2 separate regions of the Mus musculus genome follow, and region 1 is linked to region 2. A link is a contact called in ENCODE Hi-C or POLR2A ChIA-PET data. All regions are on one chromosome and are shown on one strand. Each heading gives the region's core, a stretch centred on a gene start or an enhancer-like site at or near the end of the contact. The rest is flanking DNA. Distances are from core to core; before and after follow the strand shown.

What was found. A loop is a pair of places that touch in the nucleus more often than their neighbours do. ChIA-PET counts read pairs that join two places held with the same protein, here RNA polymerase II (POLR2A).
Region 1: a loop to region 2 is called in a map of heart, with 5 times the contacts of the local background. The contact joins the promoter of Ifi47 here to the promoter of Irgm1 in region 2. A Hi-C loop is called at or near these places in 15 of 37 maps with a recorded cell type or tissue (ES-E14, Patski, T-helper 1 cell and 8 more). POLR2A ChIA-PET finds 5 or more read pairs at or near these places in 1 of 5 experiments (Patski).

Annotation. Positions count from the first base shown.
Region 1 is chr11:49,085,325-49,092,024 of GRCm38, reverse strand. Ifi47 (interferon gamma inducible protein 47) reads right to left here and starts at 5,008. Exons shown (of 2, transcript NM_008330.2): 1 at 4,881-5,008. It also overlaps the pseudogene Gm12188.
Region 2 is chr11:48,868,071-48,875,287 of GRCm38, reverse strand. Irgm1 (immunity-related GTPase family M member 1) reads left to right here and starts at 3,868. Exons shown (of 3, transcript NM_008326.2): 1 at 3,868-4,194; 2 at 6,508-6,726. The coding sequence starts at 6,700.

The sequences.
Region 1 (6,700 bases), core at 3,759-6,258, 220 kb before region 2:
TTCAGCTTTGTTTCTATAACAGAATCTCAGTGGGTTTTTGTTTTGCAATACTAACCGGGTTTTAATCTGTTTTATTGATTCTTGAATTGTATATTATCTGACACCATTTCAGTGATGGTGGAATGGTCTGGAGAGTTGGGTCAGTAGTTAAGAGCACACACTGCTATTCCTGAGGACCCAGATCAGGTCCCAGCACTCACAGTCTATAATTGTAGCTACAGGGGTCTGACGCTTTTTTCTGATCACACCAGGCACACACATACGCCTAGGCAAAACACGTAAACACATAAAATGATAATAAATCGATCTTTAAGTGATGTTACAAGCATTCACTTTTCTTGTAGCATTTTGGTATAGTGGAGCTATTAATGAGACTTAGAATGTTTAAATAATCACTAGCAGATGCCATACAGGAAGAACTAAAGTGGGCAAGGAAGCTTCCTGGAGACAGCCCATGGTTTAGCACAACTGAGAGGGATGTACCTCAAAGAGGCACCGCCTGGGGGGTGGGCTTCATCTCTGGATTACTTCTTGCTGCTACTATGCTTTCTCATTGCTATCTTCTTCCTGAATATTGACTGCATGGTGTGAACGGGCTTGGGGAGACCCTCCCTGTCCATAGTCCAGCGTGATTTCTTCATGGGAGACAGCCACTCTATTAGGCAACTTTCCTGCAGATCAATGAAGATGAACTTTCATAGAATAATGTTGTTTAGATGAATTGACGATCTTACAGAATTCCTGATTTGGTTTAAATAGTCATAGGAAGTTAGGGCAGTTGATAAGGGAGATTAGGGAATAGTTTAGGATGTTTTGCCAGCTGCTTCCTAGCAGAAAACCTACAGAACACATAAAATTAAAAAAACACACTCCTGGTTACTATGAAATGTTTGCTAAGTTCAAAAAACAAGAACAAAGCAAGCCTGGCTACTAAGGCTCACGAGTTTCACCTACAGGAGACAGACTAATAATTGAGGTTCAGTCCCCACGGTTAAAACTGAGCTTCTGTGTTTGTTGTAAAGTCTACTTTTCTGATCTTATAAGTTTGCTGATGAGTTCTTGGTGTGCACCTTGAGGACTTCGTGATGCGCAGCATGCAGACTGAAGAGATTTTTTTTTCCCCATTGTCTCAAAGAAAGTAAAAATTCTCCGACCTACAGTTCTCTAGTTAACTGTATGTTTACTTTTCTATGAAAAGAGTATAAGAATAGATACATGGTTAACTATGTAGACGAATAAGAATTGTGTTGAGTTAGAATAATGTGATGTCTACCTCCTTTCATGTAACCGCAAATGCTGCCTGCCAAAGGAAATTGGCTGTTAAAAAGTATCTGTCTCACTCAAATTCTGTTCATCTGTAATAGAAAAAGCTGAGTGATCAGATGTGGGATTTAGACTTACTTGTTTTTTAAAAAATATGAAACTTGTAATCATTTGTGTAATTAAAATTCATGATTAAGAAGCCATTGTGTTGTGAGTTCCTTGCTTCATCCACCAAATGTGTGTGTGTGTGTGTGTGTGTGTGAGAGAGAGAGAGAGAGAGAGAGAGAGAGAGAGACAGACAGACAGACAGACAGACAGTCAGACAGACAGAGACGAAAGAGAGTCTATTTTATATTAGTCACCAACCCTGGATTACTGATCTCACTGTTGGAGCTGGACTTTGACAAATGAACTTCTCTGCTGTTACTAAGCAACCATCAGCTTTTGGCTAAGTACAGTGCTAAATGCACAAGGTACTTGGGAGGTTGAAACAACTGTGAGTTCAAGGCCAGTCTTGGCTACATCAGCAACATAATGAAACCTTGCCTTTAAAAAATGGCTTTGGCCCAGTATAAGGGAATGCCAGGGCCAGGAAGTGGGAGTGGGTGTGTTGGGGATCAGTGCGGGGGGGAGGTTATAGGGGACTTTGGAGATAGCATTTGAAATGTAAATGAAGAAAATAATCTAATAAAAAATGGCTTTGACTCTTTTTCATGTTTTTAAAAACTCATGGCGTCTCTACCAAAGAAACTGAAGGGTTACTCTCAACAGACCACATTAGGAGACAACAATTTGTGATCAGCATCTTATTGGTGATAAGAAAAGTGCACACTGCACATCATTGATAAGACCAGAATGTATGCTTTCTCTAACTACAAAATATATATGGACTTTTAGATCATTAGAGTTGATAGTCTTATTTCTGGTTGTGTAGATTATTTACAAATGAAACAAAAGAGGGGAATGTATTAAGAAAGTATCTTGCTTATAGGAAATTTTACTGTAAAAGTTCTTAAATGTAACCTATTTTAATGCATACTTAAGTAAAATTTTAAAAACCAAACAACACAATCGTCATTTCTATCATGTGTCAGTGACCAAAGTAAAATCATTTTGTTGGTAATGAAAAGTAAAAATGGGGCCAGGAAGATGGGTCGAAGGGTAAAACCACTTGTCCTACAAGCCTGGTGACCTTTAATCCCTGGGACTCACATAAAAGGCCAAATATGAGGCACATTGGTAATTTCCCCAATCCTCCTTTGAAATAAGAGCCTTAGGAGAGCGCAGCCTGAAGCTTGCAGGTTAGTTACCTAGAGTCTACAACATAGCCATGGAAACCAGACACACCCACCTCTGTAAGGTAGACGGAAAGTCTAACTCTCCAAAACTGTTTTCTGACCTCTGCACATGTACATGTGATCACACACACATGCACACACAAACAGACACTCACGTATGTATGCACACACACACATACATAAATACACTTTTAAAGTAAAAATATAAAAAATGAAAGGGCTTGGAGTGCAGCTTAGTGGTAGAGCCCTTGCATAGTCCAAGGTTTATGATGCCAAAGGTCCAATCTCAGTACAAAGAAGAAAGAGGAGACAGAGGGTAAGGAAGGGGGTGGGGGAGAGAAGCAAGGGGGAAGAAATGCAGGGAGAAAAAACAGGAATGGGAGGAATAATTATTTTACTTCTGATTACTAATTGTGTATGGTGAACATTAGAACAAATAGAGATCTTTCAGCATCTTAAAAGAAACCAGCCACGCTTTCTCTCAAGTATGTTCTGTAAGTGTGAGGATGGAGGTTAACGTGCTGTCTCTTATGGAGCAGGATGGACATCCTTAGACCTCAGCAAATCAGCTTTACTCGTGTGTCCATGATGAAACATTACTTAGATTTTTGTTAATTATGTTTGTGGTCTGAAGTGTTTAACTTTTGAGCTGGATTCCTTAGTAGACCACATTAAGATGGCTTTGCATGTACCAGTCTTAGAAGTAAACACAAGTTAAAACAACTTGACAGAGGAATTCCCCAAGTGGCTTGTTTTCCAAAGTACCCAGAACAAAACCCTAAGTTTCCCTAGGTCTTGTAACTCAGCAAGGATTGTGAATGGAAATAATAGTGCCCGATCACATTCTGTTTAAAAGGTAAATACAGGGCGAGACGGGCTGGGCGGGATTGCTGGAGGGTCGTGGGCGGTGTGCAGGAGACGTATCAGCGGGCAGCAGCTGCAGCCAGACTCCCAGCTGGGCAACCCCCACTCACCACGTAGCCCTCGATGAGGCGTGCAGCTCCCGCCCAGGCACTACAGCACCACCCCCAGCGGCACACACACAACCCAAATCATCTATGACTGGAAATTCCTGATGGAGTGTCAGAACTCACCTGTTGCCAAAACACCCCCAAAGGACCTGCCAGCCATTTCTGGGTCACTAGCCCTACCAGCGGTGAGCCTCCCATGCAAGCCAGCCAGAGCCACCACCTGCACAGCAGCCCGGAAGATAAGCGGGCAGGCGGTGAAGTTTGAGATGGACATTTAAGGGACCATAGGACGCAGTGATGTTTCTGGGGCCCCTTGGGCCCTTGGGAAAAGAGCCACAGCAGTCAGGCCTTGTACCAGGCAGACACTGGGTGTGGATCGGCCACCCAGTCCTGCTCTTCACTCAGGGCACGTGCTCTGCCTTCCATTTTGTGAACACCAGCACATACCACCTTGTGCCTCTGTTGATAACCGAGCTGCTACTGCAGGGGAATGACTCTCACCCATACCCTCCCTGCATCGAGTGCCAGCAAGTGGACACAGAGGAGTCTGTCAGAATGATCCAGCAATTCTAGCCCTAGCCTCCGGTGCACACCCACCTTTCCTTAGGTTGGGGTAACTGAGAAAACCACCCTTTAACTTCTTTTCCTGAGAGGAAATAAAAGCCACATTTACCCTAGGCCCACAGCTGGACCCTATCTAGAAAAAAAAAAAAGTAAATACAGATGAGACTTTTTAAAAAGGGAGGGGAGGGAGGAAGGAAGGAAGGAAGGAAGGAAGGAAGGAAGGAAGGAAGGAAAGAGAGAGAAAGAAAGGAAGGAAGGAAGGAAGGAAGGAAGGAAGGAAGGAAGGAAGGAGAGAAAGAAAGAAAGAAAGAAAGAAAGAAAGAAAGAAAGAAAGAAAGAAAGAAAGAAAGAGAAAAGAAAAGAGAGAAGGGAAGGGAAGGGAAGGGAAGGGAAGGGAAGGGAAGGGAAGGGAAGGGAAGGGAAGGGAAGGGAAGGGAAGGGAAGGGAAGGGAACGAAAGGAAAGGAAAGGAAGGGAAGGAAAGGAAAGGAAAGAAAAGAAAGCAAAGCTGGCAGGGTTATGCCATACTCTCTGGTGGTGAGATCCGGCCACATTACAGTGAGCATGGTACGTTTCCTATGAGAGTCACCCATAAAGACTCTGCTCAGTCCAAACTTACTCAGAACTCTCACAGAACAACTGGCACCAAAAGGCAGTTCCAGACCCATGACTCCTATCTGTGATAGACCGGTGACATGACCTGCTGCCTATCCAAGCCAGCTCTGCCCTCTTCCCACAAAGCCAAAACCTAGGTCACACCAGGTGCAAAGGCTTTTCGCACTCACCAGATCCAAGAAGTAGAAAATACCGGGTCTGTTTCTCACTGCAGCCCACAGCACAGCCACCACCAACGGCACGGGTCTGCCCTCCTTCAGGAAAGTCTGAAGCAATGAGCCCTAGCAGAGAGAAAAAAATGAAAGATATATTTGCAGGAAACAAAAGTGAAACTAAAGCTCTTTCTTTGTTTCCCCTGCAGCATAAACATTTCCAGGAAAAAGAAAAGGACTTTAACTTGGTCAGAGAATGAAAGAAGCCTGGAAGATTCAAGGCCAGGAAGACATTTCCACTTGGCCTGTGAAGGGTCACTCGGCCAAGACATCAGGGGAATGAGTTCTCTGAAGCCAAAGGATTCCTGGGGACAAGGATGAAAGAGATGAGGGGTTTTCCAAAGACGCCAGTGAATGACTGAAACACACTGCCCATCGGGAAGGACTGTGCCATGCGTCTGCCTCCTTGTCCTTCTCAGGAACACTGTGGCTGACTAACCTCATTTCAGCCCCAAGGCACCCATGAACCTGGGGTCTCACAGGATCCAGAGCCACCAAGACAACTCAGGAAAGAGAGTAATGGAGTCTTCCTAGTTTCCTTTCTCATTTTATCTACCTCAGGATTCCCTCATGAGAGCGTAGTCTGGCACAAAGTGAAGACAGGTTTTCCAAAAACATCATTTGATGCAATGAGATAATCCCTCACAGGTTTTGTTGGTTTTAACGTTTATCACCATGGAGGAAAGACATTTGCTGCCATGTTGGGAAAAGAAGCTGTTGCTGACATGTTCTGTCCTTGGTGAAGTCTGTCTCTGAACATGGATGGTTTGGGTTATATTGACAGTGTTTCTGCATAATTTTTTGTTTTGTTTTGTTTTGGTTTGGTTTTTGTTGTTGTTGTTGTTGTTTTGTATTTTTGAGACAGGGTTTCTCTGTATAGCCCTGGCTGTCCTGGAACTTACTTTGTAGACCAGGCTGGCCTCGAACTCAGAAATCTTCCTGCCTCTGCTTCCCGAGTGCTGGGATTAAAGGCATGTACCACCACGCCCGGAGTTTCTGCGTAATTTTAACACATGTAATCAGATATGAAGAACAGATTACATGCTCCTGTTAATTAAAATGGTGTCTTTTTTTTCCAGCTCTGTGTGATTTGAGTTTATTCTCCATTTGAATGGCTGGGTGAGTGCAGAGAGTGGGAGGTTGATACCGTCCATGGTCTATGGGTCCGATTTTTGATTATCTGAAGGCACACAGTGACTCTGTCTCCTTCTGTACACAGACGTTCACATGCTTAGTGGATTCTTGTATGAGAACCAAGTACATCTCTTTCTTGGTTTCTATATGAGAGCCAAAATTTAGTTCTGAACATTGAAATCTTGAGGTATAGTGCCTGGCTTCCAGATAACTGAAGCCGTGACTCAATTATATGGCAATGTGTCACAGATTCACCATGAAGATACTCTGAGGTATGAAAAGGGGAGAAAGGGCACCATCTCTCTTTATCACTATGAGAGCATTCCTCAGCATCATGGGGCTCCCACGGTACAGTGGGACAAGAGAAGGGTGAATGAGCTGGAAGTCTGAATGTCCAGGAGAAACCAGATCTGCTTAATTCAGAGCTAAGACACCTGCAATGTCCCTGAGAAGGACACTATGGGTCTCTCTTTAGTTACAAAGCAAATGGTGAGTGACCACATCATCCTAGGTCAAGGACAAAGCTGTGTGTTCATTCATGTGTACACATGCTGGACCCATACATGCGTGCATTTCTATGAGCTGGTATATGTGTCTATGTGTGTGATAGGTATGTGTTCCTATGTGACAGATGACCCAGTAGA
Region 2 (7,217 bases), core at 2,619-5,118:
AACTTAAGGAAGAAAGAATTATTTTTGACTCATGGTTTGAAAAGGCTAGAGTTGGTTCAGTCCTTGGCCACTTGGCTCGTGCTTTTAGGGAGAGCTTCGTGGATTTGGGGGCATGTGGTTTAGGAGACTGTTCAGCTCATGGCTGACAAGAGACAGAGAGAGGTAGAGACACAGAGACAGAAAGAGACAGAGAACAGCTTAAGATGGTGTACCTTCACTTCAGGACGGAGGCTTATAAAACCCAAGAACCTAAGGAAACTTCAAGAACCTTGAGCTCAAAGGCTCAGACTCACAACTCCCTTCCCCACGCTTAGACAAGCAGTAAACCCTTGCTGGGAGAGAGGAGCCATCCTTCTGGAGTGCCTGCTGCAACCAGTGCAGGAGCTTCCAAGGATGCTGTGTTCCTGAGTCCTGGTGAGGTTGGGGTGGGCTTATCAGTGAGGTCACTGCCCTCAATCACCCAAGCTTCTACAAAGAACCCCAAACTGTTTATTGGTTGACTAAGGCAGACTTGGAGGAAATGTCTTTGCTCTATCTGGGGTGAAGAGATGACTCTCCAGAAAAGACACACGACTGAAGCCTTCTCTATCACCATCTCTATCTACGCAGCTCTAGTAGTGCGAGAGGAAATGGAAAAGGGAACCAGGGTGACACCTAGCGGCTGCTTAGGAAAGAGTTTTTTTTCCACATGTATTCTTTTGTCAAATTTTTTGAGACTTCCATACATGAGTCTCCATTCACACCATTTCCTTACCTGCCTTTCTCCCTCCAATCTCTCCCACATCCTCCACTTCTGCTCAAATTCCTCTTCTTCTTTAATTTGTATTGTTACACACACACACCCTCAAAACCCTGTGAGTCCATTTAGTGCTCCTTGTAGGAGTAAGTGTTTAGGGTTGATCATTTTCACTTGAGACTACATAATAACCCATAATCCATCAGGAGTCTCATCCCTAGAGAAGATTAATGCTCCTTGAGAGAGAAATGTTTTTAATCTGAAATATGTGAGCCAGGGCAGAGTGAGTCCAATATTAGAAAACCAAAATATTACATGAGAAAATATCCCACTTTCTATGCCTTCAGAGAAAGGAGAGGCAATTAGTCTGCATATGCAAAATAATCTGTGAAGATGTGCACACTCATGCACACGCATGCACACACATGCACACACACGTGATTTTTAAAAGAAGATAAAGAAAGACTGCTTCACCTCAATCGAATTATGCCATGAAGTACTGAGAGAAACCACCTCCTCCGAGTGAGGTCAGAGTGCTGAGATACCTCATATATTTTGCAGCAAAGACTTCCCATGTCCAGGATCCAATAGCAGGCCACAGCCTGGAGAGGGCAGCTGCAGAAAGGATAAAATCCTTGCCGAGCCCCAACTGTCAGCTACTTGGTTTCCTTGTACGAGTCAAAGTGCAATTCCAGATACTGAAGAACTGAGGTGTGTCTCTGTGACAGCTGGAGGAGATAAGTCGCCTCTGTGGGTGCTTTGTGAGAGGAGGAGGAGGAGAGGAGCCGTATGAAGCCCTATCTCTGTCCCTGTGGGAGCAGGAGACCAGGAAAGCCCTTTCAGTCAGAGTCCTCTGTGCTGCAGCCGACAAGCCTTTCCTGTGTGAGTTGGAGTCACAGATAGGAACAAGGCCCATGAGAAGCCAAGTGCTGCGCTTGAAGCTAAGACACCTACACTACCCCTGACAGAAATACTGGGGCTCTTTTTTTCAGTCACAAAGAAAGTAGCAGATGATTTCATTATCCTAGCACAGTAGTGAGTACAAGACTCTGTAGGCTCGGTGACCTCAAGTGTGTGTGTGTGTGTGTGTGTGTGTGTGTGTGTGTGTAGATTTATGAGTGTCTGTATGTACATGTATATGCCTTATTATGCAGGATAGGTGTGAGATCGTGATTGACAGGTCACCAGCTATGTCCAAGACCTTGGTTCCCAAGAGTGAATCTCCATGAATCTTTCTGTAAGGAGTAACTAACATGGTGTGGCGATTAATGAACTGTACCAGGGTCTCCCTGCTGAACAACAGGGTGAAAAGGCAAGTCCCCACACTTCGGTGTCAGAGAAAAGTAAACAGAGAAATGCCTATACTGTGCTTTTGTAACTGTTGACTCTTCCTTTCCTTTCTACAGTGAATGAATGATTAACCAGAGTAAGAACCTGGTACTAAGACAGGATCTTGATTAACTCAGCCTTTGCTCGTCTTGATAGTTCATGCTTTTAGCTCCAGCACTCAGGAAGCAGATGCAGGTAAACTCCGTAAGTTCAAGGCCAGCCTGGTCTACACAGAGAGTAGGTTAGGGAAGCCAAAGATTCTCGGCCAGTGACATTTTTAAGGACAGACCGCCTGTGTTCTGATTATTGACTGTGTACACACAGCATCCTGCCCTGAGGAATCTTTACCTGACACCCAGTTATAACAAACCCTGCTGTGCCCAGCCTCAGTTCCTCCGCAGGAGCAAGAGCCTGAGAGAACTAACTCTGAGCTCAAGGGAGACCCTGGCCCTGGGGAAACACAAAGTGCTGAGTTGAAATGCTGGCTCACTGAGACAGAAGGTTCCAGAAACTCTCTTCCTGGCCTTCCTGTACTGTGCTCAGACCTGTTCCTGTTTGTTCTTATAGAAATCACATAAAGAAAGCAGGACATACAGATTGTCCAGTCTCTCAAAGACAGACATTGAAACTAGCCTGCTTTCTCCTCAGGCTTTGAGGAGAAGCTGAGGGCTTAGAGGAATCAAACAAGGACAGATCCTGGCTATCACTCAAGGCCTCCAGTTCATTAAACAACAGCTCACACTTGTTCCTCTTCTCAGCAACTCAGTCTTTTCCGGTAAGGAGAAAGAGAAAGCCACCAGCGCCGGTAGAGGATCACATTACTGGTCACTTGGAGGGGTGACAAAGGGCTCCTTGTGACCAGAGGATCACATTGCCCAAACCTCTGGGCAATACTGAGCCTGTAATGGGCAGAAGTAGAGTTTGGAACACTGGTTAGTGCCTGTGTGAGGAGCCGCCTCATTCCTCCTGGCCCAATCTGTCTCCCTCTCGCAGTGACTATGGAACAGGCTCAGCTCTGCCCCTCTTTGCTGTGCAGTAAGAACTCACCGGTAGGTACAGAAGAGCAGCAGAGAGAATAACAGCCGCCCGACACTCTGAAAGCTACTTGGCTCCTCTTCGCTGCCCCCTCTGTCACTGTGACCGTGGCCGGTTGCTTTAAAAAAAAAAAATTCTGTTTTTCTTCATGAAAACGTTACACAGGGGTCAGTGCTTCTATGCCATGGTCAAAGCGTCCAGCCCCTGCGTTTACTCTCTAATAATCTACCTCCTAGATCTGAGGAAAATGAAGTATGTCCCCTCTCAGCTCATACCCTCTTCCCTCTCAAACACTAACGAGGACAAGAACCCGATTCTCGACTCCCTGGTGCTCTGACATTCTCCTTTATATAGAGAGGTGTGATTAATCAAGTGAGCCGGCAAACGGGGTAAACGATCATACAGAACAAGGTCTCAGTGCAGCCTCCAAGCTCGGGGTGGCCTGAGGTTGCTGGGTCTGGAGGTTAGCATTGCCCAGGGCCAGCATCTCCACAGGTGGTATCCACGGAAAGAAGTAGCAGGTTCAGACACTGGAAGGTCTGACGCGGGGCTGGCTGTTAAAGTCCCTAAACAGACACAACTCCAACCCCAACGCCCCCACCCTCCACTTCCACCACCACCTCCAATCCCTCATCCCGACCCCTGTTGACGGTGAGTCAGCACAGCAGGGTTCTGCTCCTCTTTGAAGACTACTATGCAGCCCGCCCAGCCTAATCCTGAAAACTAGCCTGTTTCAAGAAATAGAAACCGAAACTGATTCTCAATTCGAGTCCGTCCCCCCCCCGCTCCCCCGCTGGGCCCAGGCAGGCATATCTCCGGTCTAGAAAGTGCAGGACAAAAAGCAAGGTCTGCTCGAAGACCAGAAGCTGAAAGAAAATCCACGCGATCAGACCTCCTCTTGGTTCGTCTCCTCTCAGAAGGACTCCAGACCTCTGCATCTCATCTCTCAACATCCGGGTCTATATTCCAGTTTTGGATCTCTACATAGGGAACTTCTGCCGGAGGACAGCAACGTTTTTGTCCTAGGAAGAAAGGGGTGACGTTCCAGGAAGGCCACTAACATCGAATCACACATAATAACTCCTCTGGATCAGGTAAGTAAAAGTCTCTTAAATGTAGCTTGGCCACCCCCAATCTAATATGAATCCCCCAATATAATATGAACGGTAAAACCGTGAAAACAGGTCATGTGACCTTGGGGTCTGGTTTCTTTTGCTCAGGCAGTGTCCACAGCAGAGCCTCACTTTGACTGTCTAGTACCACACAGCCCTGCTGTATCTTTGCTGTTCAGATATATCTAAACCACCAGCCTGGAGGCAAATGCGTACCTCACCTTATTTCTGGCCTTGTGGTTCTTCTAATGCTGGCTAAATTTGAAGGAGGGCAGAGCGTGCCAACCCATATTCTCTTGGAATTTAAGATAGCGTCTCTTCATAGCTCCACAAAATAAACGCCCAGGATTAGAATGGACCACAGGCAATATCTAGGATACATGAAAAAAATAGGGGGGGGGGGAGGTTTGTTTCTTATCTGGACTACCCATGGAATAGGAATCTCAGAGTAGGTTTTGAGTATAAGGTATCATAGTGACCTTTTTGTCTGACTCCATTAAAATGTTTTATTTGCATTGGAGAAAGTGTCTCTGTTTAAGGAACCACCTCCTTCACTAGTCTGTAAGTTTATAGTTAATGAGATGGGAGCTTTTCAAATACCATCTTCCCAGAGCATGTGGGTTCAGTACTGTCCCCATTCACCGTGAGCAAGTTTATCACACTTTCCAAAGATAAATAAATATCAGAGGGAATTGTGTGGTCCCTGCTACCTTTCATGCAGCTATGGGCAAGTGTGTGCGAGCATGCTCTCCGTTCTGTGTCGGTTGCGAGACTCGAAAGACATTTCCTCACGGGTCTCATCCTCTTTCCCAGATTGACAGCCACAAGGATCTATATTCTTCTTTGGGGATCTTCGCCCCTGTGCAGAGAGGTGAAATAGGAGTATAATCTGGTCATGATCCTCAAAAAAGGAAGTGGAGGGTCACTTGAATCCCAGAAAGAATTCTAAGGGCTCTTTGTAAATACTGGGTTGGAGTTCTGAGGCACGGTATCCCAAGGCTGTCCACACCAACATTCCTGTGTGGCTCCTGGAGGATCCTGCAGCTTCATACAGTTATCCATGCCCTTTCCCAGTCTGCTTGTAATGTATGGACTTCAGCAGCCCTCCTGAGAGTTACTGGCTCCTGCGTGCAGCTGTGACCTGCACCATCCCGGGTGTGCAGGCAGGTCCAGGGTCCAGCACCGGGTGCTCTCGGGTGTGCAGGCAGGTGGGAAGTCTCCATCTACAGTCACAGTTACATAAATAGTTCTGAGAAAGCATGGTTTGCTCTCATCTTCTACTCTGGTGAGTGGAACTCAGTTAAGTAAAACCAATACAGAACTAGACCCTGGCTAATGATAGGTGAGATGGAGGGGAGAGAATTGCCTTGAGGACAAGACACTACTGAATGTCACACAGCTTCTTGTCTGTGTACCCCGTCTCTGCACCCCATTACAGAATGTTTTCAACCCCTGAAGTTTGTCCAGCTTCATCCCCCTGGCTTCCAGCCAGCTTTGTCTCAGACTTTATCACCAGCCCACTCTGGTGCCTATACACCCAGCTCAGGGCCCCTTGACACTGAAGCAGGAAGTACAGCCCTGGATATTCCGTAGCTTGGCCAGTCTGACATGAGAACTGCTGGAGGGGGACCCTGAATGGCTTCTATAGTCAAAGGCTGGACAGGCTGGCAGCCCCTATGCAGATGTGATATGTGACGGCAACCTTTCCCATGTCCTCCCTCTCACTGAATTCTGGACATCTTTGTAGTTATTTGATAAAGCACCTTGGTCTGTTGATGAGTTTAACCCTAAACCAAGTTCTATAGAGTTGGAGAAGCTGGGGAGAGCTCCTTTATCAGTGTAGTTCAGTTATGTGGTGCTTATAAGAGAGGGCAGAAAAATTGGTCTCCAACATTATGAAATGTGTGTCCATATAAAGGGTAAGTGACAATTGGTGGCAGTGAGTAGATCAAGGTTTCCAAACAAAACCCCTCAGCATGCATCAAATCCTCTGTTTAGTAGGACTGTCTTCATCGTAAAGACAGAAACGTGGAGTCATATTGCAGGGATCAGCCTTTGGATTTCTTACATACTCTGTGTATAGTTCAGGACTTAGACACAGTATACACAGGTTCTTAGACACAGTGTTATAGCCCTGTAATCTCAGCACTAGGGAAACCAAGATAGGACGATCATAAGTTTCAGGTCAGCCTGGGCTACAAAGGAAGACCCTGGGGGAAAAAAAAAGACTATTTTTTCATATGTCCCTGTTTCTTTGCCCACAATCAACAATAATGAATACCACTTATCTAATAGGGTTTGAGGAGTATTAAGTGAGATAAGGCATTCGAAGGAACCAACTCAGATTCACAGACAGAGGACCTGTGTGCTTAAAGTCTAAGAGTGGAGGAAGAACCTGAGGAGCGGCTTCCTCAGAGACCCTAATAAAACCAGAGAGCCTCACCAGGGAGCTGAAAGGTCCACAGACAGCGTCACTCGGATCTTATCATGAAACCATCACACAGTTCCTGCGAGGTGGGTAGCATGACTTTCAGGTGCTTGAGGCAGAAAACTGGAGCTCCAAGAATGGGTCTGTATTACAAAGAGCTGAGCTCCCCAAACATGGACCGGTCTCCTGACCACTGTCTTCTGTAGAGGATGAATACAAGTCCCAAGACTGGAGAGCAAGGCTATGGGGAGCAGATGGATTGTATTCAGGTGCTGTTGCAGAAAAGGTATAAGTGAAAGGGGTGCCCAAGGGGCTGGAGAGATGGCTCAGCGTGTAAGAGCACTGACTGCTCTTCCAGAGGTCCTGAGTTCAATTTCCCAGCAACCACATGGTGGCTCACAACCATCTGTAATGGGATCCGATGCCCTCTTCTGGTGTGTCTGAAGACAGACAGTGTACTTACATAAAATAAATAAGTAATTCTCTGGGAGGGAGGGAGGGAGGGAGGGAGGGAGGGAGGGAGGGAGGGAGGGAGGGAGGGAGGGTTACCCAAGCCAGAGCTGCAAAATGAGAAGCT